Regions from separate parts of the Homo sapiens genome. Here regions 2 and 3 are each linked to region 1. A link is an interaction called in ENCODE POLR2A ChIA-PET data of the cell type or tissue named here. Cell type or tissue: OCI-LY7. All regions are shown on one strand. Region 1 overlaps SYNE1 (spectrin repeat containing nuclear envelope protein 1). Region 2 has its middle 150 kb from the start of ESR1. Region 3 overlaps SYNE1 (spectrin repeat containing nuclear envelope protein 1).

Region 1 (2,500 bases):
AGAGTGACTTCAGGATAAAGTCCAAATTCCCAACAGACTTTTAGGATCTTTTTCTTATCTCTCTATTCTTATCTCTTATCCCTTGTACCAGCACCAGAAAACACTCCTCACATTTACTGCTAGGATTTCAGCATACATTTTTATCTAAACACATTCCACAAGTAGGCTGTCATGTTTTTCAGGACTCAGCCCATCATCACCTTTTCCTGAGAAGCCTTTCTGCACTTTCCTCTTAAACCCCTGGTGGGCGGTTGGGTTGAGCACACTCCTGTGGGCTCCTTCAGCACCTGGGCCCTCTGTCTTTGCACAAATCACACTATATTGTACTGTTTCCTTCTATCTGTCCCCTCCCCTAAATAATCAACTCCCTGGGGTGGGGACAGGGAATATCCTTTGTACCCTAAATGCCTAACCAAAGTCCTAGTTTGGGAAAGGACTGTATGTTTGTTGAATAAATAAACAAACGCTTGTATTCCCAGAATTTGGGGATGCCAAGGCGAGTAGATCGCTTGAGGCCAGGAGTTTGAGACCAGTCTGGCCAGCATGGCGAAACCCCATCTCTACTAAAAATGCAACAATTAGCCAGGTGTGATGGCACGTGCCTGTAGTTCCAGCTATTCAGGAGGCTGAGGGACAAGATTCACTTGAACCTGCCCAGGCTGTAGCTCAGTGGCGTGATCTCGGCTCACTGCAATGATGACGAGGTTGCAGTGAGCTGAGATCACGCCACTGAGCTACAGCCTGGGCGATAGAGCGAAATGCTGTCTCAAAAAAGAAAAAAAAAGTCATGATAACCTTAAGGACTTCATTATATTTTATTATATGCAAATATTTACTTGGAAAAAAATTATTTCACATTTAAGTTTTCTTTAAACTTTCACTACAGTTATTAATACTGTGGAAAATATTTTCTATATTTTGGATTGTAGCCATAAAAAGGAGTCCAAAAGGAGCCAACAGGCCAGAGTAGTAACTTTTTTTTTTTTTTTTTTTTTTTTGAGATGGAGTCTCACTGTCACCCAGGCTGGAGTGCAGTGGCATGATCTTGGCTCACTGCAACCTCCACCTCCCGAGTTCAAGCGATTCTCCTGCCTCAGATTCCTGAGTAGCTGGGACTACAGGTGCCCACCACCATGCCCAGCTAACTTTTGTATTTTTAGTAGAGATGGGGTTTCACCATATTGGCCAAGCTGGTCTTGAACTCCTGACCTTGTGATCCACCCACCTCGGCCTCCCAAAGTGCTGGGATTACAGGTGTGAGCCACCGCACGTGGCCCAGAGTAGCAACATTTTTGACAATCACCATACATTTTGCCAATTATTTTTCAAAGAGATTTTACCAGGATACCAGCAATGTTTGAGAGCTCTCACTTCCTTAAATATGAACTTGAAAGAAACAGTATGAATGTGACAGTTAAGTTTGTCTTTCTTCCTCTCTTTTTTTGCTGAAATTTGCATTTCTAGACTTCTAAGGATGTTGGCTTTTTTTCATTGTTTTCAAATCAGTGGTAACTTAAGTCCTGTCTGTTCATATCTAAGCATATCTTAAAGCAAAAGATTGGAGTTGCTTAAGAAAGACATTGTGGGAAGAATACGCAAGATTGATCAGAGAAGAAAGACTGTGAATATAGGGAAAAATTAGAAGCTGTTAAAGCATTCCAAAAATGGAAAAATGAGGCTTTGATCTAGAACCCTGTAAACAAGAATGGAAACAGGGATTCATTTAAAGGCCACAAGGATACATAAATAATATAAGAGACAAAAATCTAGAATACTCGATACCCATGTAACTCCTATAAAAGTCACCCTATATTTTATTATATGATAACTAGCCTATTAACTATCTGTGTCTAATTTAAGCTTAAGTTACAAAAGGATGAAATAATTTCCTGGATGACGTGACTGACAGAAAAGGAACATTTTTCTCATGTAACTTCAGAGGAAATGAACTAACATAGCCAGCATGTGATGTGGACTCATGGCTTGCTCTGGGCTGCCCGACCTCCTGTGGAAGGCCAGATGACAGGCCTGGGTGAGGGCTGAGGGAGGAGGCGGGAGATCTCCCACTGAGCACCTGCATGTGCCAGGCAGACGTTTGCACGTGTGTACCTTAAACCACTTGATCTCATAAGTCTGAAATACGAATATTATTTACGTCTTCATACAAATGATGAGAAGACAGAATTCAGAGAGGCAAAGCATTCTGCTCCAAATCACACAGCCCTGCATGGCGGAGCTTGGTTTTCCCACCAGTCTGAGTGTGGAGTCTAGAATCTTTCCACACTTCATTGCATCTCTTCACAGGAAAGAATTTCCCACCAGATCCCTGCAGATAATTATTTCAAAGAAGCTACAGAAAATGAGTTCTACAAGGCTGATTGGTTTGGGTCTTGGTGTAAGGTAGGTTTAGGGAAGATCAAGGATATTTATTTATTCAATTTCATGAAATTTCATGAGAAGCTCCTTTCTGTCCAACTACTGAACAACTTAGGGGTACCTT
Region 2 (2,500 bases), 660 kb before region 1:
TCTTCTTCTTCCTTCTTTTCTCTGTCTCCTTCTCCTTTTTTTCCTCCTTGTCCTTCTTCTGTCTGATGCATAGTCAAGGGTTTGATAAGTGTCTGCTCTGTGCTGACAGTTTCAGGAGCAGTACAGAAACTCCTATTTTGTACTCCAAATAATCCACAAGAATTAATTGGATCACCTCGAAGGAGGAAAGAGAAGCTCAAAGAGATCAGGTAAGTTGCACAAGCTCTGAATCCCAGCACACCGTGAAAACGGGCTTCAAATCTGGTCTTTCTGATTCCAAAGTCTATAGTCTTACCTGTGATTCACTTTCCTGATTTGTTAAAAAAAAAAAAAAAAAAAAGGATGCTTCATTTGCTTAAGTAAAATTCCAGGGAATTTTCAGCAGAAGTTTTAAATGTTGGTAGAGAATTTTCTTGAGGCAAAACTGATAATCATAAAGCTTGTCTGGCTACCAAAATTGATCTGGTAGTCAAAACTTCTTGGTAAAGTTATCAGTATAGAGACCCAAGAGAAACAAATAAGAAGAATCTGCTACTAAATTTTGGCGGAGTTGAGAAATTTTTTAATTTGAGCTTTCACTCTAAGAGATAAGAGTCTGTGACCAATTGTATTGTGTGTTTTGCATTGCTATGAAGGAATGCCTGAGGCTGGGTAGTTTATAAAGAAAAGAGGTGTATTTGGCTCAGAGTTCTGCAGCCTATACAAGCAGGGCAGCAGCTTCTGCTTGGCTTCTGGGGAGGCTTCAGGAAGCTTTTGCTCATGGCAGAAGGCAAAGAGGGAGCAGGCATGTCACATGAGAGGGAGCAAGAGTGGGGGAGGAGGTGCCAGGCTCCTTTAAGCAACCAGCTCTTGCATGAACTAATAGAGTGAGAACTGAATCATTACCATGAGGAGGACACCAACTCATTCATGAGAGATCCGCCCCCATGACCCAAACACCTCCCACCAGGCCCCACCTCCAACACTGGGGATGACATGTCAACACAAGATTTGGACGGGACAAATATTCCAACTATTCACCCATGTTCCCTAACTTGAAGGGAGTTCACATTAGGACAAGTTCACTGAAATCTTTGTTTTGGAATGGGGATGGATAAGACATCATTTATTAAGTTATGGTTTTTAGTTTCTGGCTTTGGCTAACTCAAACAAAAAGGGAATATTTCAGACTGGTGCTTGGTAAATCATAGAATGACAAACAATTGGAAGACCAGGTTAAAATGAACTTGGAGGACATTAAGTGAATTAAGCCAGGCACAGAAAGACAAATACTGCAAATTCTCACTTATATGTGGAATCTAAAAAAAGTTGAGCTTATACAAACAGAGAGTAGAATGGTGGTCACCAGAGGCTGGGGAAGGAGGAGTTGAGGAGATATCGGTCAAAGCATACAAAATTTCAGTTAGGCAGGAGGAATAAATTCAAGAGATCTATTGTACAACATGGTGACTGTAGTTAATAACATTGTGACTGTATTGAATTCTTGAAAGTTGCTAAGAGAGTAGATTTTAAGTGTTCTCACTTAAAAAAATAAGTATGTGAGATAATGCGTATGTTAGTTAGCTCTATTTAGCCATTTCACAATGTGTATGTAGTCCAAAATCATGTTGTACATGATTCATAAATACATTTTTATTTGTCAATTAAAAATACCCTGGAATTTGGGCAACAAAAGCTATCTGCCCAGGTGGGAACAAATCGCCTCTGAGCATCTTTCCTTCATTGCATCTCTAATCAAGATAGAAAGTCCCTGGAGAGAGGGTCTGATTGGACAAGCTTGAGTCCGATCCCTATACTTTGGCTATGAGAGGAATATTCTTGCTGAAGTCGTCTGTGATAGACCCTGTGGATGCATTTGGCTTGGAAATACGAAAGCGCCTTGATTTAGAATCCCCTCAAGTCTGTCTGTTCACAGTGGGATAATTTTTATTCTCTTCCTCTCCAGAAGGAATCAAGGGGTGTCATAAAGGAGGTATGTCTGCTAAGCAGAACTACCTCCCCTCCCCAAAGAAAGTCTGTTACCATGTATACTTTTAAACATTTTATTTTAAAATAAAATTAGACTCACAAGAAGTTACAAAAACAGTACAGAATTGCCATGTAACTTTTACCCAGCTCCCCACAATGATACCATCTTATATAACTCTAGTACATTATTAAAATATGGACATTGACACCGGTAAAATACTATTAACAGAACCACATACTTTATTCTGCTTTTGCTTTTTATTTTATTTTATTATTTTATTATTTTTTGAGACAGAATCTCGCTCTGTCACCCAAGCTGGAGTGCAGTGGTGCCATTGCAACCTCTACCTCCTGGGTTCAAGCAATTCTCCTATCTCAGCCTCCCATGTAGCTGGGATTATAGGTGCCCACCACCATGCCTGGCTGATTTCTGTATTTTTAGTAGAGATGGGGTGTCACCATGTTGGCCAGGCTGGTCTCGAACGCCTGACCTCAAGTGATCTGCCCGCCTCTGCCTCCCAAAGTGCTAGGA
Region 3 (2,500 bases), 100 kb before region 1:
TGCTGAAAGAACAAAGGGCAAGGAACAATGGTTATTTCACTGCTTATTCTTACTTCTCTAGCATATAAAACTAGATTAAATAATCTCTGTGCTCAATTCTAATTGAACCACCACAAAGCTTTCATGTCAGGTGGTAAAATTATTTTAAAAAAGAAGAAAGAGGCCAGTTGCAGTGGCTCACGCCTGTAATCCCAACACTTTGGGAGACTGAGGTGGACAGATCACCTGAGGTCAGGAGTTGTAGACCAGCCTGGTCAACATGGTGAAACCCCATCTCTACTAAAAATACAAAAATTAGCCGGGTGTGGTGGTGTGTGACTGTAATCCCAGCTACTTGGGATGCTGAGACAGGAGAATTGCTTGAACCCAACATTGCAGTGAGCCGAGATTGTGCCTTTGCACTCCAGCCTGGGTGACAAGAATGAAACTCCGTCTCAAAAAAAAAAAAAAAAAGAAGAAAGAAAGTTGAAAAAATGTAGAAGTTTAAAATGTACCTCTTTTAAAATGATAAAAATTATGTATATACTTTTAATATATTCTCACTTAAAAGAGTTTTCTGATTAAAGTGCTATTTAGTACACTAAACATGAGAAACGACTTTACAATTTGAATTTCCCACTTTTAGTTCAAATTTTGTCAGTGTTATGGGAAAGATCAGAATTTATAAACATACACAAGTCATGAGCTTATATTCTATTGATACATTGGTGCTATGGTGTGAATGTATCCCTTCCATAATTCAGGTGATGAAACTTCGTGGTGAATGTTGGTAGTATTCTGAGGCAGAGCCTTTACACGGTGATTAGGCCATGAGGACTCCTCCTTTGTCAATGGGATTAAGGGTCTTTTAAAAGAAGATTCACACAGCGTTCAGCACTGTTGTCCTTCTGCCTTCCACTGTGTGAGGACACAGCAACTCTCCCCTCCTGAGGATGCAGCAAAACCTGCCCTCTTGAAAGCAGAGAGCAGCCCTCACCAGACAACTGAATCTGCTAGCACCTTGACTGCGGACTTCCCAGTCTCCAGAACTGTGAGACTGTTCAACATTTCTGTTCTTTATAAATTATGCATTCTGTAGTATTTTGACATAGCGGCACAAACCAGACTAAGACAACTGGAGCAACCAAGACATCTCTTGTTTACTCTACCTGAATCTTTCTGTAGTCTGAGAGGAGATCAGAGACCAATGGCGGTTCAGATTCTGCATTCTTTTGATTTCCTTATCATTCAAGGGTAACCTATATCCAAGCTCATTTAGACGGTCTAAATCTGGAGCCATGCTGCTGAATTTTAACATCTGTCCCTAGAAGGAAGATTTAAAAGTAGGTTTAGCACCATGGTCAAAAAAGTCAAAACTTTTTCAAAGTGCGCAGTGAATTTCTGATTTCAGGAAGTAGCTGGTCTTCGGTCTAGTGGCCTCTGCATTTCTAGGCCACTTACTTACAATCTCTAGGTACGAATAGCGAAAAGCCAAATCTACTTTTCAGTCTAAACTGCTGCTGCTGCTGCTATTGCTACTCAAGCTACTCATTATCCTTTATGGACTACTTAACGTGTATTCTGTTATTTACTTGATATATTATTTACTTGTATGGTTTATACATACAAATATATTATTTACTTTATTTACACGTATTATATTATTTACTTGATTTTTATTACGTGTATTATATTACATATACTATTTACTTGATTTACTCATATGTAATTATATTACAAGTATTATATTATTTACTTGATTTATTTACTCATAGGCAATTCTTGACAGAACTGATTAAGGATGAAAATTATGCTGATAAGTAAAAGACCTTACTTCTTACCATTTACGTTTAATTTGTTCATGCTAATTTCCTCCTTTATTATTCACAACTAACAAAAGTTATAACAGTGATAGCTAACGTTTATTGAGCACTTACTATGAATCAAGCACTGACAAGAGCTTTACAAGTAAGAACTCATTTTATCCTCAAAACGATCACATAAGATAAGTCATGCTGCTATTCTCTCTTTACAAGGGAGGAAAGGGAGGCACAGAAACTAAGTAAATTGCTCCAGGCCAGCCAGCTAGTAAATGGAAGAGGGTAAACGAACCTCCTTGGGTTCTTGCTAGAGAAAATAAGATTTCACTTGAGCTATGAAGTGACCACACATTTTAAGAGCTCCAGTTTTAGGTCTCTGACCCGCCACCCCACAGCTGGTGAGACTCAATCAAAAGAGCAATCTATTCTTTTGGATCTCTTCCCTCCCTTCAAACACAGGACAATGTTGTCGGTTCTGATTTTCCCATGGGTATCCTTATCTCCATCTAGGAAATTGGTTACAGGAAAGAAAAAATGTCAGGCCACCTTTGGCTATGTGTGTGTCTTCTCTTTGCATGTTCTGCAAAAGACTCATGTTTTTTGAAGAAAGAATAAATCTCAAATATTGAAACCAAAATATAACTGTTAAATGGCATAATGTCCATGGGTAGACATCAGCAATGAACAAAATAGCCATGACA

The links. Peaks named below come from ENCODE experiments on the same cell type or tissue, not always from the same donor. Only the 100,000 strongest peaks of a DNase experiment are listed, where the experiment ranks them.
Region 2: POLR2A ChIA-PET joins it to region 1 with 9 read pairs; 3 of 35 experiments call an interaction of 5 or more read pairs at or near these places.
Region 3: POLR2A ChIA-PET joins it to region 1 with 5 read pairs; 5 of 35 experiments call an interaction of 5 or more read pairs at or near these places.

The regions. Positions count from the first base shown.
Region 1 is chr6:152,314,224-152,316,723 of GRCh38, forward strand. The region is part of intron 87 of SYNE1 (spectrin repeat containing nuclear envelope protein 1); the gene reads right to left. Among named protein-coding and RNA genes, the nearest start is that of SYNE1-AS1, 65 kb to the right of the region's middle. In OCI-LY7, no CTCF peak of the experiment used is centred here; a DNase peak (open chromatin) is centred at 1,418.
Region 2 is chr6:151,651,588-151,654,087 of GRCh38, forward strand. No RefSeq gene overlaps it. Among named protein-coding and RNA genes, the nearest start is that of ESR1, 150 kb to the right of the region's middle. In OCI-LY7, no CTCF peak of the experiment used is centred here; no DNase peak of the experiment used is centred here.
Region 3 is chr6:152,213,758-152,216,257 of GRCh38, forward strand. It overlaps SYNE1 (spectrin repeat containing nuclear envelope protein 1), which reads right to left. Exons shown (of 146, transcript NM_182961.4): 122 at 1,149-1,303; 123 at 1-2. Among named protein-coding and RNA genes, the nearest start is that of SYNE1-AS1, 170 kb to the right of the region's middle. In OCI-LY7, no CTCF peak of the experiment used is centred here; no DNase peak of the experiment used is centred here.